2 separate regions of the Mus musculus genome follow, and region 2 is linked to region 1. Evidence: chromatin loops called from intact Hi-C (ENCODE). Cell type or tissue: gastrocnemius. All regions are shown on one strand. Links, peaks and the distances in the headings refer to the core of each region. The heading gives the core; the rest is flanking DNA.

The links. Peaks named below come from ENCODE experiments on the same cell type or tissue, not always from the same donor. Only the 100,000 strongest peaks of a DNase experiment are listed, where the experiment ranks them.
Region 2: a loop joins it to region 1, with 2.8 times the contacts of the local background. A loop is called at or near these places in 25 of 42 quality-filtered maps.

What each region holds. Positions count from the first base shown.
Region 1 is chr6:49,033,703-49,049,957 of GRCm38, reverse strand. It overlaps Gpnmb (glycoprotein (transmembrane) nmb), which reads right to left and starts at 13,440. Exons shown (of 11, transcript NM_053110.4): 1 at 13,166-13,440; 2 at 7,039-7,191; 3 at 5,818-5,961; 4 at 4,480-4,653; 5 at 2,506-2,664; 6 at 1,857-2,222. The coding sequence starts at 13,235. In gastrocnemius, for the core only: a CTCF peak has its summit at 10,272 (motif pointing left); a DNase peak (open chromatin) is centred at 10,247; H3K4me3 peaks cover 1,674 bases; H3K27ac peaks cover 881 bases.
Region 2 is chr6:49,389,291-49,405,545 of GRCm38, reverse strand. It overlaps Stk31 (serine threonine kinase 31), which reads right to left and starts at 9,942. Exons shown (of 24, transcript NM_029916.2): 1 at 9,862-9,942; 2 at 7,439-7,485; 3 at 7,298-7,350; 4 at 682-780. The coding sequence starts at 9,911. It overlaps Fam221a (family with sequence similarity 221, member A), which reads right to left. Exons shown (of 7, transcript NM_172727.3): 7 at 15,641-16,255. In gastrocnemius, for the core only: CTCF peaks have their summits at 6,982 (motif pointing right), 7,888 and 11,064 (motif pointing left); DNase peaks (open chromatin) are centred at 7,871 and 10,013.

The DNA.
Region 1 (16,255 bases), core at 5,465-13,464:
TAAAGAAGTTTGTTTTGTGAGCCTGGCAAGCCTGGTTTGCATGTAGAAGGAGAGAACCAATCCCCTATACCCACCCCCTCCCCCACACACATCATCACCCCCACCAATAATAATAATGATAAAATAAATTTTTATAAAAAATACAAGCCCATTTATATGGTCTACATAGCTGGATATGCTCACTAGTGGGGAAAAAAAATCCTTCTACAAATCATGCTTAGCCACCCAACAGCAATAGCTGTAACCCCAGCCCTGGGCTGGGTGGAGAGAGATCTCAGGTGGCTCCATGGCCATCCAGCTGAGCCAGAAAGCAAACTGCAGGTTCAGCAAGGGACCCTGTCTCAAAATGTGAGGTCAAAAGCTACAGTGGAGGACTCCTGGCATCAACCTCAGGTCTATACATACACCGACTGGTGTGGAGTGAGGTGACCCCCCCACACACACACACACCCCACAGACAGACATCTAAACACATACTCAAATAAATGGTTAAACATATAAAAAGCTATGGCTAACTTATGGAATCACTCCAGGCCCCATTGCTTAGCCCTCCCCACCTCCAGCTGTTTTAAGATGTTTTGAATTGATTACGGGTGAGTGAGCACCTTTGTATTTAAGACAGGAGTCCTCTTCGTAGAGCCGAATTGGCTTTTGTTTTACAGCTTGACTTAGGAAAAACAATAGCAGCAAATTAAAATACCTTTTGAAATTGGCTTCAGAAATATGTTTGACATATGGCATGACACAGCTTCTAAGAAAAACATCTGGTTTGATAAAAATGTGATTTCAAAAGCCCAAATTAAGTAAAATAACCAGCTTTTTTTTTTTTTTTAGATACTAAAGGCATCTATAATCTATTTAGAATTTCCAGCTGCTCTTTCTATTTATAAGGAAAATTATCTATTCTGGCAGATAAAGGAGTTGGTTCTTATAGATGTAGCTCGGTTGGAAGAGTACCTGCCCCATCATTTGAAAAGGACTGTGTTTGGTTCCCAAGTGTGGTGCTGTGGGCCTGTAATCCCAGCCATTAGAAGGTGAAGGCTAGAGGATCACCAGACGATAATAGTGAGTTTGAAGCTAGCCTGGGCTACATAAGAGGCTGGGGAAAGGGAAATGTAGGAGGAGGGAGGAGAGCGGGGAGGGAGGGGGTTTAGAGTGAGATGAAGCTGTATGTCTGGACTAGCCCAGTACTGCTACATTTGTAACTGGACTTGCGATCCCTTCGTTGCTCACCAACAAGCTTGTGGGTGTTTATCAGTACACCCTGTGACACTGTGCGACACCCGGTCAGGTGTGAGAGATTTCCATGCACAGTAACTGAAAGCTTTCTGTGGTTATTTAGCAAAGAGGGGCAAAGAACACAGCACATGATGTGAACCCATTTACATAACATCCAAAATGACAGACCACATAGGATGTTTGTAAATGCATAGAGAATGATCTGCGCAGAAACGTGGCCAGCAACGCCAGGTGCATAGAGAATGATCTGCGCAGAGACGTGGCCAGCAACGCCAGGATGAACTGGGGAAGAGAGAACATGGGGACTTTTCCTTCTATGCTAGGCTTCTCCCTGGTTAGTTCCAACTTTTAGTAAGAAATGTGGATTAACTATTTTACAATTTAAAACATTCTATAAAGGAATAAATTTGGGCAATGCAAACCTAACAGCAGCGGAGAAATCAATACAAGTTTGAGGCTACCCTAGCTTACAAATCAAGTTCAAAGCCAGCAGGGCAACATAGTATCTCAAGGCGATTGACTAAATCACTGAATAACTAAGTAACTAATGAAGACCACCACAAAGTCGACCACCACCAAGGCTGCCACCAACCTCACACTGCTCAAGAAATACTCACTTAAAGAGGGGCTAGGTGTTGATAATGTGGGCAGAGGTGAGGGCGGAGGTGAGGGCGGAGTTGAAGGTGGAGGCGGAGTCGAAGGCGAAGGGGGAGGGCATGGCCCGGGCACTGCAGTTTGCACGGTGAGGTTAAGGTTGAAGGTTCCATTGAGCACATAAGTGTGATTCAAAGTGTGATTGTTGGAGACAAACAGGCCAGTGTTGTCCCCAAAGTTCCACTTGTAGGAAATGGCAGAGTCGTTGAGGAAGTGGCTGGGATCATGAATGAGGACATCGAAGACGATGGGGAGGTCTCTGAGGAAGATCTCATCAGACAAGTTCCTGTCATTCTTCTGGGACATGGTCACGAATACAGGGATCTGATCTAGAAGATACAACACAAGAAGAAAAGAAAATAGGTGGCTCGCCTGTGAGGGAGTGCTGCAGAGACGCCCTCTGCCTGAAGACTAAAACTAGACCTCCTCATAGGTAAGCCTTAGCGTCTCCCAGCTGCCAACACGTGGGCCAGCACAGCACAGAAGTAAATAGCTAAGCTCTGCTGGAGTCCAGATGAGCCTCACCCTAACCCAGAACACTGGGTGCTGGTTCTTTCCTAATCTGCTAAATGCCCCGTCCTCCTCCGCTGCTGTGGAGTTCACGCCACGCACCTGTTATCACATACACATCTTTCACCTTCGAGATGGGAATGTATGCCCGGCCGTATCTTCGAAAGACAGTCACTTCCATGACCTGAGGGCCAGCTGTCAAGTTGACTGTGTTTATAGAAACCCGTGCTGAACACCGACCCAGTTTTTGGAAATACTGGCCTGTGAAAAGATGGACATTTTGAGTTACTGGTAACATCACATGATCTTTAGGCAGAGTTGTTTCTGAAAGGTTAAAGGTTGCTCTGCGAAGAGAACAGGCTGGACGCTCCTGAAAGGGAGCTGGTGCCGGCCTTGATGCAAAACCCGATGAAGCAACTTTCTGCTTGCATACAGGTAACAACTGCTCACAGCTGCTTAAAGTGAAAGAGCTCCACAGAGGGGCAATCCAGCCAGTTCCTAATTTATAGATGAAGGCTATTCGGTTTAAACGATTTGCACATGAAATGCATACTCTTCCCTTAGGACTCATTTAATGTCATGGTGAGGTATCTGCAAGAGTTTTAATAGGTTCTGTATTCACAAATGTGCCTTATTTTTATAAGAAATTAAAAGCACTTGATGTAAGTACACGGGCATAGCTTCGGTTAGGTTTTACAGAGAGACTGGAATTCCTCTTCCTAGAAGGACTTGTACTGAAAACCAGCAAGACATGAAAGGGCAACAGCAGATCACAGATACGGATCACAGATATGAAGGGAACAGACTGCCCACGGGAACACATCTGAGTCATTCCGTTTCCCTCTGCAGCTGTCCCTGAAACTCACAGGTGCTGGCCACAGCTGTGGCAGGTCAATGAGTGATAGGCTTGGAGAACTGACCACAGAGCCACCATGGCACCAAGAAAGCTGGTTTCAGACCTGCATGATACCCGGCCTATTCTGTGCTTTGTTCAGTGGGTGTGCTTTGTTAATGCTGAATAAAAGGATGCTCTCTGAGAAAGGACAAAACCTTTAGATATCCAGGAGTTACTCAACTGGAGCAGATTTTGAAAATTTAGCCTCAGTTGGCTCCTGGAGGTGGTGGTGGTGGTATGTGGTGTGTGTGTGTGTGTGTGTGTGTGTGTGTGTATGTATGTATGTATGTTTCAAGTATATGGCATGCATGGTGTATGTGTGTGGTATGTACAGTATGTATGTGTATGTCTGGTGTGTGTGTATGTTATTTGTGTGTGGGGTGTGTGTGTATTTTGCTTAATGTCTACATGCTGGGCTTGTATTCTCCCACTCATCCATTGACGTGGCCCTCTGGTAATATACTGAGAATTCAGCAGCCTTGTTAATAATGAGCCAATTTTGTTCCTCTTAAAATAACACTTCACTAATAATACATCAAAGTGAAACCTTTTATGGTTTTTAGAAAACAGACATGTAGACCATGACAGAGAAGAACAGTATCTATGTTGTTTTAGATCCACACATTGATGTATTATGCAGTCATTAAAACAACTTAAGGACTTTTAAATAATATAGACAAATGCTATGATAACAAAATAAAAATGTGTATCCATTATTATCTTAAACAAGAAATATTAATACTTAAAATGTCATTATTCAATAGCAATCACATCTGATGTTGTTTGTGAATGATTTTTATATTTTGTTTATGCTCTTCTGTTTCCAAATTTCCCACAGAGAATATGCTTTTTTAACTTTAACTAATTAATTTAAGAACATTAACAAATTAATGAATAAACAACCACGTGCCGTCCAAATACATTTTTTCATAGGACTATGTTAGGCTAGTCTTCTTCTGTTGTTGAAGAGAAAGCCAAAATCTCTCCCTTCTCGTTCTCATTGTATGCCTGTGGTGTCCTGCAGACATGGCGAGCTTAGCCAGGATTTCATTTCCCCTCACTGTTTACCGAGTAAGGAGAAGAACAGAGGGATGGGTGCTATGGTTTCAATTAGAGAATAAGAAAGGACAAGGTCTAATGTGAAAGGAATGTAAAAAACTGAGAGTTTGTAAAAACCAAACCAAGTGTGTGAAAGACGTAGACAAAGCTCCATTTCTTCCATCCATGGGGGCGAGGGAAGGGCCTCCTGTCCGGGAACCTGAGATGCTGGCTTCGGCTGGTGCCATCTTCCCAGTCACCATCATCTGCCCCTGCAGTCCAGTTGTAGACATGCAGGTCAGATGTCAGTCCCAAATCTAACCAAGAACAAACAGTCGAGTTAGTTGTCTCCAAATGCTCAGTGGTCAGCACCTGACACTTCAGTTTCCCAGACCCACGGTAAACGCCGCTACGGGGCTAACGTCTTCGTGTTCAGAGTCCACCACCACATACTGATGCATTCCAGTGTATCCGCTGTATGTCAATAAAATGTTAGATTATCAATTTCCAGGAAACTTCCATCTGGAGATTTTACTTAACACACGTATCATTTTCCTTTTGAGTCTCTGAATCTCAGTGTTATTCAAACCAACCTATAGGACATGCCATCTTCTAGTGTGGCACTCTGTCCTCAACTTCTTCCCCTCACTCACTGGTATCACAGCCAAGTCCTTCTTCCCTCACATAACCACAGTGCCACGCCCACCCCAGCAAGGCCTGCACATCACCAGGTTTACAAAAGCCTGACTGGTGCAGGCAGCTCACCCTGTAGGAGAAGCTGTACTAGTGTCTGAGTAATCTCAATGATTATCTGAGTTCTTGAGAGTGATTCTTGAGTACGATTCTCACAAAATAATGTCCCTTGGTGTGTTTGTGCTCTTTTACCATGGATAACGAACGCAGCTCTTTAAGAGCAGAAGGAAATCAGAAGCGCACATGCAGTATCAGTTCCAGCAGAACGCCGTTTACTTAAACACTGGTCAATGGAAATGAACCAATCAGCACACTCTCTCAGATGAGCCCTGGGTGGGTTTTTGTTTGTTTGTTTGTTTTTTGGCCAAAATAGTTTCAGCTAATACAGGAACCTGAACATGGACAATAATACATTCGTTGTCCAGAGACACAGTCCAAGCTGGTGTGACAATGGAGGAGATGTAGGTTGGGTTTTTGAGCAGGGGTTGGATGGAACCCAAACCCTACACACTCTAGGCAAGTGTTCATTCGCTGAGTTCATTCTGTCCCCATAGTGTAGCTCCTAGGGGTTACCTGGGAAGAGCTAGGACCAGGGATGGGGAGAGAGGGACTTCAAAGTGGCTGTGATCAAAGTCCACAACGTACAGTAGGAGAAATGTTTTGTATGGTGAATATAGGCTACTTAAAAAGGACGTGGCCCTGAGGAGGAGGATGACTGGGGTGGTGACCGATCCCATGGGCTTTAGGATTGTGAGCGGAGCTCCAGGAGCAGAGCTGACCCTCCTTACCATTCCTGCAGTTCTTCTCATAGACGATATTGCCATTAGCATCTTCCTTCTGGCATCTGGGGAACACCAGGTTCACCACAAAAGTGATATTGGAACCCACCAGAGCCGGTGAGTCACTGGTCAGGACTGCCTGCACACGGCCTCCTAGGGCAGGAAAGAACAGAGTGCGTTTCCCTCGCAGGCTTCCCACCAAGTGTTTAATAGAGTTCTGTCTGTAGGTAAGGACCATTCGACCCACATGCCTCTTTACAGTGGTTAGTGATTTCCTGATGCTAATGTTAGCTTTCACAGTACAACATCATAGAAAAAATAAGTAAGAGTAGTTAAAGGATTTTCTTTCTTCCTTCATTTCTTTCTTTCTTTTTTGTTTTTGTTTTTTCGAGACAGGGTTTCTCTGGATAGCTCTGGCTATCCTGGAACTCACTTTGTAGACCAGGCTGACCTCGAACTCAGAAATCTGCCTGCCTCTGCCTCCCGAGTGCTGGGATTACACCACGCCCGGCGCTAAAGGATTTTCTAATCATAGAAAAAAGTATTCACTGACGATAAGAACAAAGGGGGTTGGAGAGATGGCTCTGTGGCTGCTTTCAAGAGGATCGTGGTTCAACTCCCAGAACCCACGTGGCTGATGATCGCTCACAACAATCTATAACTCCAGCTGCACGGGAGCTAATGCCCTCTAATGGCCTCCCCAGCACCAGGCATACAGGTGGTGCACAGATATGCACACAGATAAAACACCAATACACACACATTAAAAAAAAAAAAAAAAAAAAAAAAAAAAAAAAACCTTTTGGATTGAAGAGGCACGTGTTGAAAGTTTGTAGACTTTAATCTGAAAACCAAATGACCAGAAGACTTGACTCCCGGCCTGTGTGGGATGATTCACTTTCTGGTAAGCCTCCCAGCATCTCTGGACGACCAGGTCATGTTGTAGCTTTTCTGAGGGTGCCTACGCTACGGTAGTCAACAGGCTGGAGGGCGAATCTGGCCGCTCTCTAAAATATTCAAAGACCTTGGACACGTCTAAAGTCCAAGTGATTTTGTGACCCTTCAGAAAGTGGAGCTGTTGAGGGAGGAGGGAAGCTTGCCAAGCCCAGGGGCTGCTCACTTTGCGCCTAGCGCACTGTCACTCACAGGACCCGGAGCCCTGGCATCGGAGGAGGTTGCCTTCTCTGATGCAGTGCAGCGGTGGCTGCGGGGGAGGAGCTTCCCACTTACCTTCCCAGGAGTCCTTCCACCTGCCGTCTCCCCTCCTCCACACTGGATACAGGTGTTCATCCCATTCATTTTCATCCGAAGACCAGCCACGTAATTGGTTGTGCTCTCTCATGTGATCGGGATACTGTTCATGGCCCAGCACATCACGAAATCCTGTGTTAGTATTTGAAAACCAGATTTTGTCAGTTCCTTCCACCTCTCAGCACTTCTGTGTGAATGGTCGATGGAGCTTTTCATTTCAATCATTGGGAAGCACATGCAGAATCTAACCAATACAGCAAGTGAAGAAATGTGCTTAAAAATAAGTCTGCGCCGGGCGGTGGTGGCGCAGGTCTTTAATCCCAGCATTTGGAAGGCAGAGGCAGGCGGATTTCTGAGCTCGAGGCCAGCCTGGTCTACAGAGTGAGTTCCAGGACAGCCAGGGCTACACAGAGAAACCCTGTCTCAGGAAAAAAAAAAAAAAAGTCAGCATGGGTATGTTGGTGCACACTTTTAGTCCCCATCCCAGATGTCTACTGAGGCTGGCGAGCAGTCTTAGCAGGTGAGGTACCTTACCGCGGACTTCCTTCTCTGGAACCCATATGGCAGAAGGAAAGCAGCGAGCGATTCACAGACTTGTCCACTGACCTCCACACATGTGTGCCCGTCCCTCTGCCCAGTACAAATAAGTAAATATGAACATAAACTAAGTCTACAGAAAGTGTTTTTAGAGAATTACAAAAAACATTTATTTTTTGATATTTATAGCATCTTACTACACGGCCCTGGCTGTTCTGGCACTGGGATTAAAGGCATGAGCCTTAAAGAGAAAATTTTGGCAGCCACCCTTTCTAAGCTCTACTTAACATAGCCTCCAAATATTTAGGTTCAGTAGTAGTATCAAGAGGAGACTTGGACAGCATTTTCCTCGTACAGCTTTGAATCTTTCCCAGGCCTTTACCCTCTTGTCTACAGGATGCAAAGTTTGGGGATGCTCCCAGGATGCCAAAAGACAAGTGTGTTAGCATGGGAGATCCCATGGTAAAACTCTGTGCATACATCGTGGTGAACACTCTCTATATATTTGTGGAGTAAGGCATTTGCATCATACCTGAAACCAGGGAGTGGAGACAGGAAGATTGCCGTGAAATCAAGGCTTGTCTGGGCTAAAGAGAGACTTTGTCTTAAAAATAAACACCCTGACCCGCCCCCCCTCAAAAAGCCCTTGTATAGTCTCTGCTTGTTAAATAGAGAGGTTTAAAAAATGTTATTTGAGAGCTGGGCATGGTGGTGCACATCTTTAATCCCAGCACTCGGGAGGCAGAGGCAGGCGGATTTCTGAGTTCGAGGCCAGTCTGGTCTACAAAGTGAGTCCCAGGACAGCCAGGGCTACACAGAGAAACCCTGTCTCAAAAAACAAAAACTAATCAAATAAAAACCTCATGTTATCTGGGTTAGGGTTGGAGCTATTTCCTTTACTAGTTCCAAGTCTTTAAAAATGCATTAGAAACTCTACTGTTAGGTCTAGCTGCATTTAGAATTATGGATTTCTTGATTGAATTGACTGTTTTTATTAGTAATTAACTCTCTTTGTTCTTTTTTTTAAAAAGATTTATTTGTTTATTATATATAAGTACACTGTAGCTGTCTTCAGAGACACCAGAAGAGGCTATCAGATCTCATTTTAGATAGCTGTGGGCCACTATGTGGTTGCTGGGATTTGAACTCAGAACCTCTGGAAGAGCATTCAGTGCTCTTAACTGCTGAGCCATCTCTCTAGTCCCCTCTCTTTGTTCTTGATAATATTTGTTGTACTGAAGGCTACTTTGCTAGTGTTTAATATATATTATATATAACAGATGCATATGTACATAAACTTTTTCCATTGTTTTACTTTTTCCAAAAAAGACTTCTTTACTCTTATTTTATGTGTAGGTGTCTTATATCTATGTCAGTGAACTATGTTCCTGGTGTGGCCATGTTCTGGATTCCAGAAGAGGGCACTAGATTCCCTGGGACTGGAGTTCAGACAGTTGTGAGCTGCCATGTGGGTATGGGGAATTTAACCTCTGAGCCATCTCTCTGGACCCTACTCTCCCATTTTTTTACTTCTAGCCTGTATATTTTCTTATTTAATGTGAGGGTGTTTTTTGTTTTTAGCACATAGTTGTGCAACTATAAATCAAATCTGAAAATCTCTAACTTTTATCTGAAGCACTGAGGTAATGTACATATGATGTAATGACAGGCTTTCTGCATTTGAGCCTACCATCTTGATTTTTATCCATCTCCCCTTTTCCTGTCTCTTATCTATCCATCATGATGGATTTCCTATCCATCTTATCTATCTGTCTCTACGTTCTTTGCACGGAAAGAGGTGGATGTCCTGTTATTGTGTATGCCTCAGGTTTTTTTGGGGGGGGGGCAGGTGCCCCATATAGAATTTGGACTTGTGCCAAGCAGGCCATGCACCTATTAACCAGGCAAGCAATACAAATAGGATTGACTAGGAGTCATGGCACACGGGCTCTGTCATCAACAGGCTGTGTGATCTCAGGCCTTCAAATCAGACACCCCAAATCAGTGTCAGGACTGTTCCTACCTAGAACAGCCATTAATTGAGGAATGGGCACAAGGTTTATCAACAAACGTTTGTAAATGGAAGTTCACGTTGGAGATATGAGGGAAGAGTTAAGCTGCCTCCATTCAAACTAACTTTAGAGATGAACACATCTAGGTCTAGAGAGGTGGGATTTGCCAGGATCATCTTCAATCCGATGCAAAAGTGGATTCAGCTCCTTTCATGCCCAGAACAATCTCTTTTCACTGTTTCAGAGTCCACAGATTCTGAGGTAGACGCAATCAGAGCAAGGTCAGGCTGGTGTGTGACCCAGTGGTACAGTGCTTGCCTGGCCTGCAAGGGCCCTGGGTTTGAACTTCAGCACTACCAGAAAACGAAAAACAACAGCGACAAAATCGCACCCGATTTCTCCTCTGTTCCTAAAGTTCAGAAGTCAAAGAGAAAAACGGGGGGGTAGGGGGGGGCAGCGTGGGGCGGCGGGGACAGGGATGGATGGACAGGGAAGCCAAGAGCTGACCCGTTCAGTCTGCCCTGGCAGAGTTCACACGAGACACAAATTCGTTCAACAGAGGAGCTGGAAAGATGACTCAGTGGCACAGTACTCTAGTTTGAATTTTAGCAGCCATGTCCGGGGCTCACAAACGCTCCCGCTCCAGGAGATCTGGCGCCCTCTTGTGACCTCTGCAGGCACCACCATTACAATAAAATACGACTTTTTAAAGATTTAAAAACAGAGAAACCCTGTCTCAAAAAAAAAAAAAAAAATTAACCCAATAAAGAAAAGATACATTTTTTAAAAGAGCAGCAAACAGAGATGAAAACATAAGGATTTAGGATGAGGCAAAACTTCTTAGATGAACACCAAAAGTATAATCCATAAAAGAAAAACAATGATGTATGAAATTTTACTCAAGTAAGAAACTTCTGCCCTGTGACATCCAGTAGAAAGAAGTAAAGGAGAGTGGAGAAGACCAAACTTCCACCAATATTAAAAAGCAATTCTAATTTGAAAATGGGAACAGATATGAGAGAACACTTCAGAGAATGTATGGACACTGAATACTAGAGGATTGTTGACGAACCCCCCTGCAGACCTATGGAGCCACTACCACCAATTGGGCCACCACACACTTCTGGCAGGAACCTGAGAAGGCACAGCCACCCTGCTAAATTCTACAAAGACTCGACGTAGCGTAAGCATTATATATAACTTGTCCAAATTGTACTTTTTAGTACGAATCCGAGGGAAATGGACATGAGGAGTCGTAGCATCTTGAGCTGGAATAGCTCTCTGTCCTTTGGTGGGTGAGCGGTTAAAGTGGTACTTTATGACCATGGGCGACTACTCAGAAAGAACAAGGAACAACCTATTTGGTACAGCAATGTCAATAGATCTCCAGGGACTCACACTGAGGAGAAACCCAAGCCGATGTCTAAAGTTCATACGACTAAGTTCCCTTGTGTGGCATTCTGGAAATGCTAAGATATTTACATGGACAGACTCCTAGTGGCCAGGGATTGGAGCTGGGTAGAGGAGGGTATTTGGCTATAAAAGGGCATGGGTAAAGGTTGTATTGGAATCTGCCTGAATTATTCCTTTCAATTTCACATGAGTACACCGTTAGCCTAACACATGGAAGTTCAACTTACAACCAGACAAGCCCGATAATAAGCAAACTATAACGGGAAAATGGGGCGCGGGGGCAGAGTGGAGGTAACCCTGAGTTGGTTACCTTCTCTTCACCCCAACTCCTCATGTTCGGGCTGCTCACTACCTGCCTCCTATGGATTGCTAACCCCTACAGGGCTTGCTCATTGTGTCTGGAATATTTAGTACAGTATAAGATGAGCCCAAGAATGCCTGGGGCTTTGAGACTTCTATTAAAAGTCCATACCCTTCAAGTTCTGGCTACTGGTTGGGTTTTTGTTTTGTTTTTCCTTGGGGGGGGGGGTAGTTGGTTGGTTTTTTTTTTTTTTTTTTTCAAGTCAGGGTCTCACTATGTAGCTCAAACTGTCCTAGAACTCACTATGTAGACTAGGATGACCCCAGACTCACAGAGATCTACCTACCTCTGCTTCCTGAGTGTTGGGATTAAAGACATGAACCATTTATCCTGGCTTTGGCTACTGTTTTACCGACCCTCAAACTGTGGGTGAAAGGTCTTTGCTGGCTTTTCCTATTCTTATTCCTCTAGGTTATTATAACTTGTTGGCAGGAGGTATGGAGTGGGGTAGGGTGGGATAGGGGGAACAGAGGTGTGTAGCTCTGTCCTTAAAAATGCCATTGAATGTGTGTTCTGGCCACGTGCCCTTGCTAGCTGATCTCCCAAGACTCTATAGCCCACTTTTGTAAACGAGGAAAAGGAAATTTATTGAAGCTAACTCACTCATGGCCCAGCCTAGCAGTTGGCACATATTCAAGTCTGTCCTATCCCAAACCCTGGCAGGAAGAACTGCCAGGGAGAGGTGGCATGCTTCCCTACTGCCTGCTCTCTGTGTGACCTGAGCGAATTCCTGGCCCTCTCTGTGGCCTGTGGCCCGGTTTCTCATCTGGGGAAACTGGATAATTCCAAGGTCAGAGTCCCCTCTCTCTGTGAAGGCACCACACCTAGACACAAGATGGGCCGTTCCGTTTGTCAACCCGCTGCCTGCCATCTCTGGGTTTAAAATCCAAACTCAGAGGTGGAGTCTCAGGCAGGACGCCCCAAGTCTGGGGCATCACTGGCTTTGAGGATCCCTGGTTCGGGGCGCGGCTGTGATGGGGCTGGGCTGCTTGCCCTTTTGCCTGGCAATTCTTGGGTGCAGGGACCACAGCGGTTCCACTCTGCCTGGCCTGGGATCCACCCCAGCCAGGACAACCTACCCGAGGACCTGCCTTGCACAAGAGAAGGCAGGGGGTGACGAGATACTCCTCTCCTTTGGAACTGCCTGGCAACCAGCCAGGCGGCCACATTCGGGGTAAGGCAAGGTTCTGGACCGGGCTGGTCTCCGGCCCCTGGAAGTGAGGGGCCTTCTCTTTCCCCTGCTCACTAGCTCCGCTAAGAACAGGACAGCTACACCCTGGTCAGGACAAGGATGCTAGACCAGTATGTCCAACACTGAAAGATGCCTCTGCCACTCACTAGGAAGCTTTGTTAGTAGGGCCCCTGCCATAGAATCCGCCCAGGGTGGAGCCCCTCAGTATCTGCATAGAGTCCTCAGTATCTGCACTGAAGCAGCAGTTGGCCCTGCAGCGAGCAGAGGATGCGGTGGGATGGGGGAGTTCCGCAAAGTTAGCCAGAGCCTCATTTAAGAGCTCCGCCCTGTGAGCAGGAAGCAGATAAGGGTGATTTGGGAGACTTGCTTTATTCTGGGGTACAGGCTGTCCTCCCCTTCCAGCCTCAATCTGGCCAGAGTGGAAAAAGCTTCCAGGGGCCTCGTGGCTTTTGCTCTCCGTGAGTCCTAAGCAAAGAACACACTCCCAGCATTTGGAACAGACCCTGTCTGCGGACCCCCAAACTCCAGTCAAAGGGCCTGGCCCATCATTTGGGTCAACGAGTGTAAGCGCCCAGAGAGGACGGGACTCACGCTTGGCAGCCTGGAGAGGCAGTCCTGCAGCCAGCAGCAGAAATCCCAGGACCCCGCAGAGACTTTCCATGCTGACTCCGAGCGCCTGCAACCAGTCAGGGCTTGACTCTGACTCCCCAGTCCCATCCACCAGGAGTCACAGTGTCGGCCTCCTGCGATCCGCTCTGTTTTATGAAATACGGGGCCAGAGGGAGATCATGTGATGTTTTAAGCAGTGTGGCTTGATCTCCCAAATTCCATCGCTTAACAACTCGTGCTCATGAGTCACTTGCCCCTGGCATCTATTTATTGACTTCGGATGCACGGTGTTTTCATTTTGTGATGCCACATTTGCTCCTCCCCCCTTTCTCTCCCTCCCCCTCCATCTTTCCTAGCTTAAAGGGAGCTTTCTAACATCCTGTTCTGACATTCTTTACCAAACGAAACCTGGTCGTTGGTGGACTTTGTGGTTTCTCTTTTGTGTCACTTCGGTACTCACACTGAAACATCTTTCCAGAATCTGGACAGCCCGCGTTCTCTTCCCCCAGAACAGACAGATCCAAGGTATCATTTCAGTCAATGCCACTGTGCTGTGCATGCATGCATACAAACATTGCATGCTATGTCAGAAATTGCAAGTTCGGGACAGCCCACGGGCTTCAAGCAGAGGAGAAATGTACCCCAAAGCTAAAGTTTCTGGCATATCGACCTGGCTCTGCAGAATGCCCAGAACGAACTGCATCATTTTTGGTAACTTCTCTAAGATAGCTGCTCCAAGTAACTTCAGGCGACTTGTGGGAAGCACACTTGTATTGCCAAAGAGCAAGCATTAGGTGTGAAATCACCCGTCTCTGGAACATAAATGTCATGTGATTAAGCTGTTTCTGGTTGTAGACTGTGGAAACTTGGCCCTGTGACCCTCTCACTGTCAGGACACATCCCTAAGACTGTTTTCTGGGCAGGAGAAGTCTTGGTTGTGGCACACAGTGACTTACAGTCCATTGTAATTCAGGGACCAGAGCTCCTGTGGGGGAAAACCACGTGGAGCAGAAGTGGACGCAACCACAAAGAAGCAAAAGTCTCCAATGCAGAGGAGAAAGGGAAAGAACTGCTTTTGTGTAACATAAATCATATACAGAGCTCTGTCTGCTTGTTTACACACATGTAACCTTTCAATTAAAAATGAACACCCTCTTCTGGTGTGTCTGAAGACAGCTACCATGTACTCATAAGTAAAATAAACAAACATGTCGGTGAACTCCTTCAGTCCCAGCACTAGAGAGGCAGAGGCATCTGGATGTCTCTAAGTTCAAGCCCAGCCTGGTCCTACTTAGCAAGTTCCAGGGAAGCTAAGGCTACAGAGTGAGTCCCTGACTCAAAAACAAAACAAAAGTAAAAAAATCAGAAAAGCGAGCTTTTGTGCTGGTACGCTTGTTCAGTAGGTGAAGACATTAACCTACCAAGCTTGAAGATCTGAGTTTAATCCCTGGAACCTGTGTGGTGGGAAGAAGAAACTAACTTTTGCAAGTTGTCCTCTGATCTTCACACAAGAGCCGTGGCATGTGCCCTTATCCCCAACCCCCAAGCAAATGTAAAAACTGAAACAAGTTTTCAACTTTGGGCAAACCTCCTGGTAACACCTGAGGTGTTAGCACCCTTGGTCGCAGATACAGTTCTGGTTTGCATTTTTGGTTAGATAAGTGATCTTTGTCTTTAAGTAAATTGGATATTAAGCTCTTCTTCAATAAGTCTTTGTTTAGGAAGTTGCAACAATTAAATTATCTTTTACTTTGTGCCTTCCTTGCCCCATCATCAGAGTTGGTAGCCACTAGGCAGAAATGAACAAGAAATGGGAACATCATCTTCTTCATCATCATCTTCATCACCATCATCACCATCATCACTATCATCTCCTCTTCTTCTTCCTCTTCCTCCTCTTCTTCCCCTTCTTCCTTTTCTTCTCTCCTCCACATCTTTCTCCTCATCTCACCCTCCTCCTCTTCCTTCTTCTTCCTTCTCTTCCCCATTTTTCCTTCTCCTCCTCTCCCTCCACTTCATCTTGCAGAGGGCCTAGGTTCAATCCCCAGCACCATCACGATGACTTACAGCCATTTGTAACTCCAGTTCAAGGGACCTGACACCTTTTTCTGACTTCCTTAGGCATCAGACTTGTGGTACACGAACATTCACGAAGGTAAATCGCTCATACCTGGAACATTTTAAAAGGAAGTTTATGATTCCAAAGAGCTATACATAGGATAATCTGCTTTTGACAATCAGAAATTGCCAACATATCCAGGATCCAGGACATTGAGGAGGTATATTCATACCTTATTTTATCAAAGAAACATCATCTTGTAAAAATTTTGGAATAATTCACTGAAGGAAGCATGTGGATTATCAGGAATTACATCTGCTCTGCTTAGACCTCTGACGAGGGAGGCAGGCAGCAGGCACTGTTAGAGAAACATCCCTACCAGCCCTTCAGCACCTCGTATTGACTCTCCTTCAGGTGGCCACTGTTTGCCTTTGGAAGCTGTGCCTGGGATGTGGAGACTGAAGCAGCCACCCAAGGGGGCCGAAACCACACCCGGGAGTCACTGCTGGGTCTGGGGTGTGGCCTGTAACTTACTGGACAGCTGAAGATGATTTTGAACTTCTGATCCTCTTGGCTACACCTCCTAAAAGCTGGGATAGCAGGTGTGTGCTACCACACCTATATGGTGCTGGGGAGCTAACCTGGGGCTCTACGAGCTGGGCGAGTACTCTGCACTTCAGGGTCATCCCAAGCGCTTCCTCAGTTAACATTTTTCTTTCCGATTTTAGAAATTACTCAGTCCAGAGTGGGGTTTTAAAATGAGATCACAAAACCCAGTTAAGATCTAGTCCATTAGCCCTTACAATTATTTCTATGTGTAGTGTTTTGCCCACTTGTATGTCTGTACAACACACATGTGTCTGGAGGCCAGAAGAGGGTGTCAGATCCCTTGGGTGGTTATAGATGCTTGTGAGCCACCAGGTGGTAAGCACTCCTAACTGCTGAGCCATCTCTTTAGCCCACAGATCTGTAACTTACTTAGATAGCCACTCTTTAGTTTTCTTTAATAAATT
Region 2 (16,255 bases), core at 3,718-11,717, 360 kb before region 1:
CTATATAATCTAGACATTTTGATCACCTGCCTTTTGTACCTTTGGACTCCTAGCTGCTATACCTGGTCCCCGTCTCCTTCCTCTCCCCACAAGGCCCAGCTCAGTCTGGCCATGCCCACTCTGGACATGCTCTCCCATATGTCTATAATAAACTCTCTCCTCCACCATCCCTAGGAGCAGTCGTGTCTTTCCTTGCCTTTCGCTTTTTTTTTTCATTCATTCTCCCACTCTGCCTTCCTTCCCTATCTCCCATCTCTCTGTAGATGAAGAGTTAAAGCAGGAAAGAGAAATCACATATCAAAAAGGAAGATAGCAATATGTATCAGATTTCAAATGATATTCAAAAGGTAATTAAGTTAGCCACAGAACAGAAGCAAGTATTAGCCACACATACAGAAGACAAAAGACTCATAACAATTTAGAGGGCTGAAGATGTAGATCTGTTAGTACTCACCTAAGATGTACTAGGCCCCATGCTTAATCAAAAGTCATATTATAGTTTATATCAGAATTTCTGTCCATAAGTTATTTTTAATTAATAAATTTCAAAAAATTTACTATGTAGTTTATACAAAATCTGTCTTTTCTATTCAAATAGGCCCCAAATTCCAAAATCTAGATTCTAAAATCTGGAAAAGCTGACATGTACGATGAATGATTATTTCCAGGAATAACGCTCACCTTCTTAGGATCAAGATTGCCAAAAACTGAATTAGCAAGAGGACAAACTTCTGAGAGTGAACAACCAATCTTCATAATATCCTTATTTTTACTGACATTCTAAGAATAAAACAGAAAAAATATGAGATTCAATAAATTATTTTCTGAAGATATCATATATAATTAAGGGTTCTACTAAGCCTAATATTTAAGAAACTTTAAAGTACTGGGAATTGGATTGTTTTTGTGTTTTGTTTTGTTTTTTTTGGTTTGTTTTTGTTTTTGTTTTTGTTTTTTCGAGACAGGGTTTCTCTGTGTAGCCCTGGCTGTCCTGGAACTCACTTTGTAGACCAGGCTGGCCTTGAACTCAGAAATCCTCCTGTCTCTGCCTCCGGAGTGCTGGGATTAAAGGCATAAACCACACCTGGCTGGATCATATTATTGTGCTACCATTTTCTTCATAATTCAAATGAGTTCTTATAAAAAAAATGACACTAAGCTTAGATAGAATTCAAATAAAGTACCAAATATTATTAAATCATACTAAGCAGGTTCCTCAGAAACAAACTGGGTAATTGTAGTGACAGAAAATAAGCAAGTGCTCAAAGAAAGACTAAGACATGTCTAGGAGACATGGAACCAACCTATGTTCTTTGGCCAACTTCTGCTCCACTGGCCAGAAATGAAGAATTCAAACAGCAAAAGTAAATGACAACAGCAAAAGACTTACAACCTGTGGCTTATCCACTAGTCACACTAGTCACAGAAAAGAAATGACTCTTCCTTACAGAAAGACAATCAATAGATGTAGTAGGAATAAAGAAGGCTGAAAGGCCATCACTAGACCAGTACAATACCAAGAAAAGATAAAAATTTTCAGTGAAAAGTTAGGAAAAACAAGACTAGTCAATCCCATGTGTCTTTCTCTAAAACATTTATAATTACAAAAGAAAAATATTAGGGGCTAGAGAGATGGCTCAGTGGTTAAGAGCACTGACTGTTCTTCCAGAGGTCCTAAATTCAATTCCCAGCAACTACATGGTGGCTCACAACCATCTCTAATAAGATCTGATATCCTCTTCTGGCATATCTTAAGACAGCTACAGTGTAGCTGTAAAATAAAATAAATAAATAAATAAATCTTTTAAAAAATAAAAATATTTATTATATTTTTAAGAAATGAACATCTCAACAAAGTAGATTAAAGTTAACATATTCAATGACACCAGGAAGCCCAATACAATGCACACTGGACACAACATCATTTTTGGACATTCTAGCCAATTTATGAGAAATCATCAAACAAACCCATTAAACGGATACTTTATAAAAACAACTGGGACTCATCCAAAACATTCAAAGTCAAGAAATTTGATAAAGTAGCAAAGGTTAGAGGCCTCTTAAAAATACAATGGGTAATTTTAGTGGATCCTGGAACATAAAAAAAAAAAACTGGTAAAATTTGAAATAATGGCTATATATAGTTCAATTGGCAACCATGTGCCAATATTAATTTTCTGGCTTTTACCCCGCTGTGCTATGGTTACTACAAGAGGTAACATTAACAGAAGCTGGGTGAGAAGTACACAAGAAGCCTTTGAACTGATTCTGTAATTTTACTGTGAATAAAGTTCTTCAAATTAGAAGAAATTAAATATAAGTTGGGAGTGAAGCTGTACACCTGTAACCCCAGCACTTGAGAAGTAGGGAATGCAGGAGTACCTTGAGTTGGAGGCCAGCTGGGCTCTGAGATGACATGCTGCCTCAAGAACACAAATAAAATCAAATATATATACACACACACATCAAGCTTTATAGAAACCCAAGAAAAAATATTCAATGAGGCTATAATGTCTAGTGATAGAAAACCTCTCAAAGAACAGTTCCAAGAGATCATGATGAATGTCGCTGTCATCATACAAAAAAGAACTAGGAGTTGTGGTAATAACACTGTTGGTAGAACATATTTATCTAGAATACATGAAGCCCTGGGTTCAATCCCCAGTACAAAAAAAAAAAAAAGAGGAGGGAGTAGAGAGGGATGGGGGAGAAGGGGAGAGGGGATGGAGGGAGTGAAAGAAGGAAAAAATGAAGTAAAGGGAAGAAGAAAAGAAAGAGGTGAAGGCAAAATACTTAAGATTCCTTTAGTTGCCATTCATCTGACTAAAAATACTGACAATCCTTAAGTATTTTTTTTTGCTCCTCTCCAGTCCACTGTTCACAATATTAGTAAGCATCTTAACTCAAATATTACTATGTCTTCGTTTATCCTAAACCACTCATGAGTTTGCACTGCTCTCAAAATACACTAACTTTAGTCTCAGATCACTGTTTTTGCTTTCCCTCTGTAGGCTACAGTCATATTACACTTCCTTCATTTCCCAAATTGGTTGTGTTCCTTCTTGCTTCAGGGCTTTCACACATGGTCAGTCTTACGTGTGACTGAAGTACACCTCTGCCTTTTTTCTCTCACTTTCTTCTGTCATAATTCTACTCATCCTTTATGTTAATTTGTAAAAATTCATATATTCCAGCAAGTTGTTGTTGAGGACACTTTCAAGCTTAAATTCTATCATCTTTTAGTCCCCTCTTGTTGAACATCATTGGAAATGCTAATTATTTACTGAATAACTTGTTTTATATGCTTAGAAGGTAAGATCTTCAGAGATATGGTGTGTACCTTATACTAATCTTTCATTTCCCGTACATGCTCCAGTGCCTAGCACATAGTGATACAACAGCATCTGCTGCTTGAACAGATGAATAATAAAGTATATGAAGACTTGAGAAACAACATTATGAGTTGCAATAATTAATATTAGTTAAAGAAAATATCTTTTTTTACTCAGTAATTTACTTAAATTTTAGGGTTTGTGTGTGTTATTAAACAAATACCAAATAGATAAGTAATACAAAATCCAAGCAGTACCAAGGATTTTACAATATGACTAATAATTCTTTCTACCCTTCTGTTCCCCCAATTTTTCCCTACATATAAACACTAGTGCTTGTAGTTCCTTGCGAACTATGCTAGAGATTAGATGTGTGTACTGTTGTTTTAACTTGGAGATCTGCTCTTTTAGAAAAGGATTCTGATTTCTTTACAATAATTTCCTACAATTCTATTGTCTGGGTGTATCATGACTGGTTTTACATTCATTTAGCAATTGATATTCAATGGTTTATGGTTTATATTTATTAAAATTATACTGCAATGAACATTTTTTTTCTATAAATGCAGTATAAGATAATTATTATACATTAAGATTTGTGAAGATTACCAAAACTTCATTCCAGTTCCATTACTATCAACTGAATGGCCTTGAGCAAGTTTTTACAACTTTTTGAAACTTCATTTATTTAGTCCTCAACTTAGCAATGACAATATAACTTACCTCCAAAGTATAGATGAGGAGCCAAAAAGTTAAATAAGCTACTTAGGTAATATTTCTACTAGTGCACATATTCAGTAATATTGTTGTTATTAGTAGTGGCAGTTTTCATGAGCATATAGGATATAACAATTTTAATCTATCAGATTATAAAGGTTGGAAGTGTTTGAGAACACACAGTATGAATAAAAGGTACAGTATAAATAAAAAAGTAAATAATAACTTGCTCAAGACCATTCAATTGGTAGTATTCTCTTTTAAGTGGCAGAAATCAGGCTGAGGAAGCAAACAATAGATCTTCACCCTGATTTGCCTCTGTATTTCCAAATCTCTACTTATGTGTCTCTGCTCTCATCTCAACCTCATCTCAAAAAGATTTTATGATTTGCATCTTGGGATAGGCATTAGATATATAGGAATAGCAACAGTAGTTTTAATCTTTTTATTGCATTCATCTAAGGAATGTTTTCTAACTTTTTGTAGTGTGTATTGCTGTGAGTTTAAGACCTGTCTGGTCTACAGAGTTCTAGGACAGCCATAGCTACACAAAGAACCTTTAAAAACCTAAATAAATAAATAATGCCTTATTCATATTTTATACCAACTGCATGCATGCACTTTCTTCTATCATTGGAAATGGAACCCCTTTCCATTCGGCAAGTACTGTATAACTAAACCACATCCCCAGTCCTTGTTTATTGAACAGGGTCTGACTAAGTGTTCAAGACAGGTGCAAACTCAAGGTCCTCTTGCTTCAGCCTCACAAGTAGCTGGAATTACCAGGCACAGTTTGCTGATAAGATTTTGAAACAGTATTTTGGATATATTAAGTTAAATAAATATATGTATTAAAATTATTTTACCTGTTGCTTTTGCTTGCACCAATGTGGCTGCTAAAACTAGCTATAATTACTTATAGGATTCACATTGTATTTCTACAGTAACAGCACTAACCTAGGAAGTATTAAGTTAGTACACATATAGTTCCTATATAAAAACCTTAAATATATAATTTGTCATTCAGTGCGGGGTACCACTAAGTGGCACATGTGCTAAATAATATAGAATACAGACCCACATAGATCTACAACATGTGAGCACCATTTAAAAAGTGTATGTACAACTGGAGAAATGGATCAGCTGTTAAGAGTTCTGGTTGTTCTTCCAAAGGAACCAGGTTCAATTCCCAGCACCAACAGGGCAACTCACAACTGTCTATAAATCCAGTTTCAGAGAATCCAATTCCCTCTTCTGAACTCCATGGACACCAGGTACGGAAGTTGTACACAGACATAAACACAAGCAAAACACACATGCATATAATTTTTAAAAATAAAAAGTTTGTGTGTAAGTATATAATTTACCATAAATTCTGCCGATATTTCTGTAGTTTTAAGAACTCTTAATCATAGTCTTCTATAGCTCTTTATATAACTTCTACTTTATACACTGTACACTTAACTTCATTATAAAGGAGTTTCCAAGCCATGGGAAGTGTAGTTAAATACAATTTCCTCTCCCTACCCCCATCATGTATAGTTTGCAGAATCAAAAATTCATCAGTAACAGTACATTATAGATTCACTTCTTAACATCTGAAACCCAAGAACTTTGGTGTTTAATACTGTTATGCTGTTTTGTTTTGTTGAGAAAACATCTGTGTAGACCTGGCTGTCCTTGGAGATCCACCTGCCTCTGCCTCCCAGATGCTGGGATAAAAGGGGTGTGCCATCACACCCTGCTTACTTTGTATTTAAAACTGAATATACTTTCCTGATTTGCAGTCTATCATTGAAATAAGACACACTTTATTAGTTCTCCAGATTTCAGAATTATATACTTATCTTACAATAAAATGCAGATCACTAAACAAACAAACAAACAAAACCTGGGTTTTCTTTGTCACCTGCCAGCGGCTAGAGTACAGAAGCTTTTCCTCTCCCTATCTTTACTCCCTTTACAATCTACTACCACCTGATATGCTAGAAACTTTCAAGAAGTTTCTTTGAAATGGTGTAAGTGTATCCAAAATGGTCCAATGTTTGACATATTATCTGAGCTTCCACACAACATAACTTCTAACAAAACAATGCTGTCCCAAACCCCAGCATGGAAAAGGGGAAGTGGGTACCCCTAGCAAAGAAGCTACTCAAAATTGATAGCTTCTGGGAAAGAGAAAATCAGTATTCCTTAATGGAGGGATCCTGGATACATCAATCACACTGTGGATCAGGCCTCAGGTTCAGTCAACACAAACTCAACACCATGGGTTTTCATTTTGTTTTAAGGAACATGAAGTTGTGTGGGTAGGGAGGTGGGTGAGGATTTAGGAGTTGGGAGTGGGAATAAAAGAATCAGAATATACTGTATGAAATGATAAAAGAATAAAAAATAAAAATGTAAAACAGAAGTATGCTAAAAGATTATTTTATAAAGATATGGTGTATTTAACTAATTAATAAGTTAAATGTAATTAATGTTGTTTTTAAAACTATACTGCCCCAAACCTCCATCAACAGAACTATTCACTTGTATACCAAGAAAGTCGGGAAAACACAAAATTCCTGCGTGTGACTTACAGGTAGGCCAACTTGGAAAGGTGCTACCTACAATTCCTTCAGTGTCAGCAGGGACTATGATCCCACATATGCTACACTGGTCCACGACAGGATCAAGAGCAAAACTTTATTTTGAGGGGAAGAAGGGTGTGAGGTGGCTATGTCCACAATACTTTGAATAAAATCCTCAAAGAACTAATAAAAATGAGGAAAGTATTGTGAATGTGTTAAAGGCACAAAAAGAGGACAGAACTTAGCTTTCTGACACACACAGGCCAGAAAGCTAAGATCTGCTTTTGTTGTTTTTTTGGATGTTAAGTAATTTTTTTAAAAAGTGTTTAGCCTAAATTTTCAGGAAACAATCTTACAAAGACCCCTAGGTGGAGCTATAGCTTTAAAAATACAACAGCATGTGGCTTTCTGACCCCATTGAACATGACTCTGAAGTTCCAATCTTGATAATTTTCTTGTTTAATTCAATTGTAAGCATTTTTTTCAACATAGGAAAACTGCATGTTGCAATCAACTGTCTTGTAATTATGTCTTGTGTTATATGATTTAATCAAGATTAGGTACTGGGAATGAAAACAAAAATCACATTTATTATTAGATTTTTATTTTTGTTGGAAAACACTTGAGTTGATAAGAGGAAGGTAGAAAAGAAAAAACAACCAATATTATATTTACCTGGGCCCAAAATGTTACTGCATCTTCTACATGACTTCCAACAACATCTTCAACTAAAATAAAATCACAATGCAAAACAAATTAGAAGTTAATCAGTATCATTTAGTTATTATACCCCCAAATAATATTTAATGCCAGTACCTTTATTGTAATGTGTATCTTCATCCATTTGGACAAGTCCTGGAAAACTAACAATTCAATACCTTGAATTAGGTTTTTATATCCATTAACAGTGAAAAAAATCTAAACCACATATGTTCAAAGTATTTGCCCTAAGATGGTTATCAAAACTCAAACTCTATACTAAAAACTTCCTGTTTTCTCATGACTGTTTCTTGTATTTGTTCTGAAAATATTATAGTTTTCAATGGCAAAACACATTATCTCTGTCCCTATCATTATCTTTAGCCAAATCTTTACAGATTTACAAGTAAGATAACTCAAACAGATTTTGATCACTTATATAAATCAATATTTTGAAACAACATGCAGTGTGTGTGTGTGTGTGTGTGTGTGTGTGTGTGTGTGTGTGTTGTATGTGTCTTGCCTGAATGCACATCTGTGTACATGCAATGCATGTTGAGGCCAGAAGGGGGACAAAAGTGGGCTTCAGATCCACTGGGACTAAAGTTACAGCCATGTAAACTGCTGTGTTGATGCTTCCAGAGAACTAAAGTTCAATGTTTAACAAAACTAAGCTGTCCCAAGTCCCAAATGCCAACATGGAGGAAAGGAATTGAACCCAGTCCTCTAGAAAATCAACAATGCTCTTAACTGCTGAGCCATCTCTCTAAACCCATATTAACAACAACAAAAACAAAAACAAAAACAAAAAAAAAAAACAACAAAAAAAAAAACCTCTCAAACAAGAAAATTCCACAATAAAATAAAAAAATAAATAAATAATAAAATGCCTGAGAGTGGCTAGCCTGGGAGTGGCTATTGGCTATTTTGTTTTTTAAAATGCCCTAGAATTAAAAACTGAAATATATCAAATTTGCCTATTACTTCAAAAATCATGTTTATTACATAAAAAAAGTACTTCAAAAGAAGTGTCTACTACTTTACGATTTGATTCTCAAAAATCCAGGAATCACTTTCTACTCATAAATTAAAATGATAAAATATGTAATCTACTTCACTGTTCAATTCCAACTGATTTTATTTCATTCTCAAAATAGGCGCACTCTCCACCCTCCAAAGCTGGGGGGTGTGGTTAGAGCATTGGTTTGTCCTTCAACTTTAAGGTAATTCTACACATTCCAATAAATAGGGGAAAAACAATTTTTCACAAAACTGCCCTTAAAACGTAGGGTACATGCCATGGTTTGAGACTCATTTTTTGAGAGCTTTTAGATCATCCAAGAACATCTAATCTACATCAAGGTTTCAAATGCTCTCAACTATGAAAAGAGTAATTAACTCATCACAGCAAATAATGGAGCTTATTTATAGGAATTTAAAACTTGCAAATTTTGTCTAGCTTAATTTTTTTTCAAATAACATCACTGAATCATCTTCAAATCTGGGATCCTTTAAAAAGTAGTTTTAAAATTCAGCTGTGGAGAAGCTGTTTTAAAAAAAAAAAATGGAAACAACAATATGAACTAAGCAGTACCCCGGAGCTCTTGTCTCTAGCTGCATATGTATCAAAAGATGGCCTAGTCGGCCATCACTGCAAAGAGAGGCCCATTGGACTTGCAAACTTTATATGCCCCAGTACAGGGGAACGCCAGGACCAAAAAGGGGGAGTGGGTGGGTAGGGGAGTGGGGGTGGGTGGGTATGGGGGACTTTTGGGATAGCATTGGAAATGTAAACGAGCTAAATACCTAATAAAAAATGGAAAAAAATTTTTTTTAAAAAATGGAGTCTTTTAGTGAGAAAGAATATTTCTCTGGAAAACACTATTGTTTGCTTGGTTGGTTGGTTGGTTCTTGGTTGTTTTCGGTTTTTTGAAGACAGGTTTCTCAGTAGCTGTCCTGAACTCTCTCTGTAGACCAGGCTGGCCTCAAACTCAAAGATCTGCCTGCCTCTGCCTCCCGAATGGAGTAGGATTAAGACATGTGTTACCACTGTCACGGGCACAGAAAAAATTAAAAGTTTACTTTGGAAATCCTGCCACTTGTTTTAAGAAACTGGTTTTCTAGCCTTATTTTAAATCGTTGTTAAAAGACTTGCCAAGGAACTGTAGTGACTTTAAGCAGAGGTGGAGGGCACGACGGCGAATTCAAATCTCGCCTTGAAATGGGCCAAGGTGAGGTAAAGATGCTGGCTTTCTGGGGGGCCTGGAAGGCTAAAACCACAGACGTCGCCAGAGGGGAAGAAAGTCGTCCACACAGTGGGTCTGCGGGCAGCTCACCGAGATTTGTCCACACAGTGGGTCTGCGGGCAGCTCACCAAGATTTGTCCACACAGTGGGTCTGCGGGCAGCTCACCGAGAAGCTGCGGCGCCTTCGAGCTCGCCGGAAGTAGGCCTCAGCCCAGACCTAAAACGCCAGCAGCGTGGACAAGAACACCCTGGGAGCGGCCCCTGTCGCCCTCGCCACCAAAGACTACCACTGACCTTACACTTTGCGCCACAGCCGTCCCAGCAAAGAGCCGCTGGCCCCACATACCAGGCGCTCCACCCTCAGCCCTCCAGCCCTCAGGCCAGCCCTTGGCGCCGCTTACCGCCGAGCTTCCACGCCTCAGGGCACGCACTGCGCCTGCGCATGCGCGAGGTGCTGCTGCGCTATAGCGGAGGGAGCGCAGCCCTGGTCACGTGGGTGGCCGGCCTCAAGGCCTCGAGCGCAGCCAGGCCGCCCACGGTCCACGCACGCGCTCCGCTCTGCTCCCGAAAGCAGCAGCCTGGCCCTGTGTGCAGTCAGTTTATAGGAGGGCGCCCCACACCCCGCCAGTGATGTAAGACCGTGACATGAAGTTGCGTGGGTCTTCCTAATTTGTACCTCGAGATTTAAACTTTTTTTTTTTTAAAAGCCAAAATTGGGACAAACTGGATATTCTTTTCCCAAAGAAAAGAATACCGTAATAAGTGACAATATCATTTTATAGATCAATAGCTTTACACATATTTCTCCCCAAACTTCGCATCCACATCAAACATTGCAGGGGACAGCAGGGATCGGTGGGGACTGGGATGGGATAGGGTTATAGGCAAGTTATTACACTTGGAGGAAACATTGCACAGCTAAAAACCATCTCTATCTAGTTCTTTTGTTTTGCAAAGGAATGAATTAAAACCAAGGCCTCACGAAAGATCACTACCAAGGAGCCCTCCATTTAATTTCTAAAGCTTAAAGTATAATTTGCATAGACTACAGATATTAAAGTGTAAAGTATTTTAATATTTTTATACATCACTGAAGTCATCCCCATAATAAAACATTTCCATCAACCTCAAAAGTTTCTTCATGTTGTTTACATTAACTGGCCCTCCTTATGTACCTTTCTGTTTCTTGTAACTGAACGTTAATTCTTTTTTTTTTTTTTTCTAAAACTGTTGACAGAATCACACATAAAGACCATTTTATTTGCCTTCTTTCAAATGGCATGGGTATCTTAAGATAATTCCACCTGTTTTCTTCTATATATCAACAGCTTGTAACTTCCCAGGTACTAGTCCACTGTGGATGCCTAACAGGTTTTCTACATTTCTGGGTAGAAGGGTTGTTTTGACTTTAGACTTCTCTCAAATAAAGCTGTTATGGCCTTCAATTCTTTCCGTGGACATACCCTTTCATTTCTTTTGGGCTAATGTCCCCTAGTGGATGGTTAAATGGTAGAAGAGTGTACAAGAAGTTGCCAGACTATTTAACAAAGAAGCTACTCTAATTTATATTACCACCATCAAAGTTTATATATTCTAGTTGCAAGGCTGAAGAAATGCCTCAGTAGTTAAAAGTAATGTCTGGTCTTCCAGAGGTCCTAGGTTTTGTTCCCAGAACCCACCCATTTGGCAGCTCACAAAGGTCTACTCCAGTTCCAGGGAATCCAACAGCCTCTCTGACTGCCTCAGGCACAAGTGTTGCACAGACATAAATGCAGGCAAAACTCTGATACATATTAAATAAAAATAAATCTTTAAAACCTAATAAAAATTAAAAAGTAATAACTGGTTGTTCCATAGCTTCACCATCACTTAATATGATCACTGTTTTTAATTTTAAATATTTTGTATATAGTGGAGGGACTTCCTTGAGGTTGTTTGCATTTATTTATCTACCAAATAAAAACATTGGGTATCTTTGTGTTGTTGTTGTTGTTGTTGTTGTATGTTTATTTTCTATTCGTCTTCATATATCTTCTTAGGTACTTAAGTATCTCTATTCAAACATTTTTAGATTTTTTTTAAACTGGATTCTTTTGTTTGTTTTTGAGACAGGGTTTCACTATGTAGTTAAATCAGCCTTGAACTTGCTATGTAGATCTGGTTGGACTCAAAATCATGGAGATACATCTGCCCCTGCTTCTCAGAGTACTGGAAGTAAAGGCATGTGCCACCACACCTTTTTAAAAAGATAGGGTCTTGTGTAGCTCCAACTTGCTTCCGGCTCACTAAGTAACCAAGGATGGCCTTGAACTTCTGATCCTCCAGTCTTCAGCTCCAGCTGCTGAGACTACAGGCATCCTTCAGGATGTCCATTTTTTTAATTGACTGAGTTATTTATTCACTTCACATCCTGGTCAGTCATCTGTAGGCCCATCCGTCGAATTCTACTTCATCCCCCACTCCTGCACATCCTGTAGATAGAACAAATTATGGGTCTAAGGTTTTGTGCTTGGGTTGGTGTCCCAAAACTTCCATTGGTAGTCTTGCCTGGTCACAGGAGTTGGCCGTTCAGGATCCATATCCCCCATTGTTAGGATTGTTTTCTTATCATTAGCTTTTGATTATGTGTGTGTGTGTGTGTGTGTGTGTGTGTGTGTGTGTGTGTGTGTGTATACTGTGAATGTAGCTCCTTTAGACTTGTAAACATTTTACACAGTTTATGACTATCTTTTCATCCTCTAGCAAAAGTATTTAAAAGAGAGAAAGCTCAGGGGCTGGAAGTGTAACCAGTTTGTGAGGCTGGATTAAATTCCCATCACATACACACACACACACACACACACACAGTACCTATTTTTTTTTTACAAAATTTTTGGGGGGCAGGGAGGGAAATGAACAGACACTGTAAGGCCCCTCTTACACAATGCCATTGCATACAGGTCAAAGTGAGAGAACAATTTTTGAAAATTGGTTCTTGTCTTCTACCAGGTAGGTTCCAAGAATAAAAGTCAAGTCATCAGGTTTGGCAGGTTTGGGCTTAAGTTATTTTGATGGAATCTAATTAATTGGCTTTTGCCTTATAGATCTTACATTTGTATTGTTTTTAACAAATCCCTGGCTGACTAGTCTACAAATGTTTCTTTCCTGTATTTTCTTTCTAAATATATGCATAATGTTATATATCATATATGTATATATATGTATGTGTATATATATATATACATGCTACACAGATGTATAGTAGTTGTGCAGTTAATTTTTATACGATGTAAAATGTGACTCTAGGTTCACATTTTTTATATGTGTGTCCAATTTTTCCATCAGCATTTCTTGAAAGCACTGTCATTTACGTAATGAATTATCTTTGCAGCATTGCCAAGGATGGATGGGCCACATATGTAGAAATCTACTTCTTGATTATTTGTTTTGTGATGTTGAACTCTGCTTACTTTAAACTGTTCTGAGCTCTGAGGCTTTAAAAGTCTTGAATACAGGTAATCTAAGGCATACTCCAACATAATTTTTTTCCTGAGATTGTTTATTTTGAGTTCCAAGAAAATGAAAATCACTTGTCACACATAGGCATACACTCATCCATCCAAGAATTGTTATCAGAATTATGCTGAATCTACACATCTAAGTGGGAAAATTTGCACTTTAACTAAAGGCTTCTGATCGTTGAACACAGTACATATATGTATATACATATACATATGTATACATATACATACCTGTATATGTGTGTGTATATATATCCATTTATTCAATTCTTTTATTTTCCTAAGCAATGTTCTATATTTTCAATGTAAAAGTTTATTCTTCTTTCATCTGATTTTCCCAATTATTTCTATTACTATTCTACTGTTGATACTTTTTTTGTAATTTCAATTTCTCATCATGTTCTTATTTCTAGTGATAAGCAGGGTTTTGTCTTGTTTTCTGTAGAGTTGGCAGATTAATCTACATGGATGACTTGTTACATGCAAATATTCTTTCACTTTCTCCTTTCCAATTTGGTTCTCTTGTCTTGTGTTGATGCAATGCCTAACACATCGAGTGTGAGACCATATAGTTTGGGGGTTTGCTTTGCTCTATTATATTTGTTGTGTTAGAGAGATAAGAGATGAGGCAGGAGTAGTCATACACCTCAAATATCTTAGCTGTCTTTCTGTCCTGCCCTTTGGATCATGAACTTAATCACTCATGCCTTGTTGCCCATTTAATTAATCCTCTTACAGTTAAATCCCACAATGTGACACTCCATCACCAATCTGCTCTAACAAGAGTCCAAGAGAATGGCAGTGACTTCCACTAATTCTAACCTTTATTGGTCCGACACTCTGCGTCCTCAGTTTTCAGAACATTCTCAGCCATTACAAGTCTTAGGACCTTAATGGTGAGGATCATCCAAGGCTTCCTAGGGAGAAATTCAGGCTGTAACTTCTCAAGGTTTTTCCTCTCAACATAATATTTTTACTATTTGAGAATTTCACACAATGAGTGTACCCCCAATCACATTTGGTTCCCAGGCATTCCAGGTCTACCTTCTGAAGTGGAAGGTTAAGGGTATTTTGGAGAGTCAGTTGTGTTGGATAGTGTTTTGCTGGGGCAAACACTCGAAGGAGTGTTGTCCTAAAGTGGACACAGGTGAAAGACTAAGGCAGACTGGAGAAGAAATTTCACTGAAGCAGACACAGGTGAAAGGATGTTCTGCTAAAGCAAACACATGAAAAGACACGTGATGAAGGATTCTTTGCTAACAACACACATGTATGGGTCCACCTTATATTGTGTAGTTGAGCTTCATTTGTCAGGACTCCTCCACCAACTCAGGCAGATTGGATGCACGTGCTGAGGCAAGGCAAGGCACGTGGAGGACACGTGATTTTTGGAGGGCACAAATAGGACTCCATAGAGTGATGGAAGCAGAGCTTGGCTTGCTGGTACAGCTAGCTATGTAACACTTGTAGGTCTCTCCGATATGGATCCACTCTTGTGGGTCTTCACTGATCTTTGCTTCCTTGAGAAAGGCACAGCCAAGAACTTCTCCTGGTGTTCCTGCTGGTCTCCCTTGCTGACTCCTGCTGAGGCTGAAGCCCACTGTCTTTGCTACACAGTGCCACCACTGCTGATTCATGACTCTACCAAACTGGACTGCTAGTGTATCTGTGAGGTGTTTGCGAGTGGATGAAGCTGCTGCTGTTAACCTGTGAACTGAACTGCCCATTGCTCCAAAGAACCTTTCTAAACAGGTCCACTTTGCCCTTTCTTTCCCACTACCTCTAGTGAGTGGTAAGCTAAAGGGTTTAAGAACCATCATTAAAAATAGGATTTGAAAAAAATTAACGTTTACAACCCTCCCACCCTATGTGTGTCTCCCATGCAAAAAAAAAAAAAAAAAAAAAAGAAAGGAAAAAACACACCAATTCCAAATTGTGTTGAATTGTGTTGCACATATACTCATTGGCGCATAGCTAAACTCTTAATGGCCAGCCACTTAAAGATTAGTGAATCCTCTCCCCTAACCCCACTCCCCTGTCAGAAGCCATCAACTGTGAAGAGCTACACTTCAGCATCCCTAGCACAGTTTTTAAGTACTCTCTTAATGGCTTCCTGTCCAGACTGTTTAGTTTGGAGATGGAAGGAGGGTACCATAGAAGCCTTCAATGTCTCTCATTCTCAACTGTGAGTCTGAAGTCATTGAAAATACTGCAAAGAAGCTTCCTTGTCCGTAGCAGCCAGCCGCAGCAGACAGAGGATGTCCCCAGGGGCAGCCTGGACCACTGACATCCACAGGCCACACAACGCCAACACGGCTTCTGGCAGCAACATGGACCATGGAGGTCTTTCAAGAAGGTCCAATCCACAAAATGAGCCTTTCTTCCTCTTGGCCATCCTCCACTGCCTAGAGCCGGGACGATCTGTGGCTAGACATCACATTCAGAAGCCGAGCCTGCCTGAGCTCCAGGCAGCTGCACACCACCCTGTTGACAGTACTAGGTAACATGCCCCTTTGTCAGCCAAGGCTACAACCCCACGACTGTCGCCACCACAGCCCCTCAGTTCTGCCATCTTTCCCATCTCTCCTTGTATTTTTATTCATTGAGGTGGCACTGCAAACAACAATATGTCATACAGTTTTGGGGTTTTGGGGTGGGGGGTGTTGCACAAACAGCTTTACATGCAAATCCATATTGCAACTAGTAATTGGTCTGATTCAATGTTTCTGGTTTCCGAAGCACCATAAATACTGGGTTACTGCTAAGACTCCTACCCAAAGGCAGGGTGACTCTGTGGGTGGGTGGTATGGCTGGGGCCATAATACTTGATTAAGGGCTCAGAAACTCAGGGGTAGGAGACTGTTAAAAACTGGAGAAGCAGCACTGGGCAGCGAACAAAGAACAGGTAGGGCCAGTCCTTAGCCAACTGGGAGGTGAGGCCCAGCAGTTCAGTAGAAGCATGGAGCCATTGCTAGAGCCCTCGCTGGTTGTCCTATTGAAGGGAGGAGGACCTGGAACCTAGGCGCTGCCCAGGCCTGAAAGCACAATGGTCACATCGGGTGAGCCAGCAGGACAACTGTCACTAAGGGCACAGAAGAGTGCAGCACTGCCCAGCCACATGGTCACCCTGACTCTGGGCAACAACAGGATATCCAAGCCAAGTCTTGCTACATTGAATGAAAAATCTG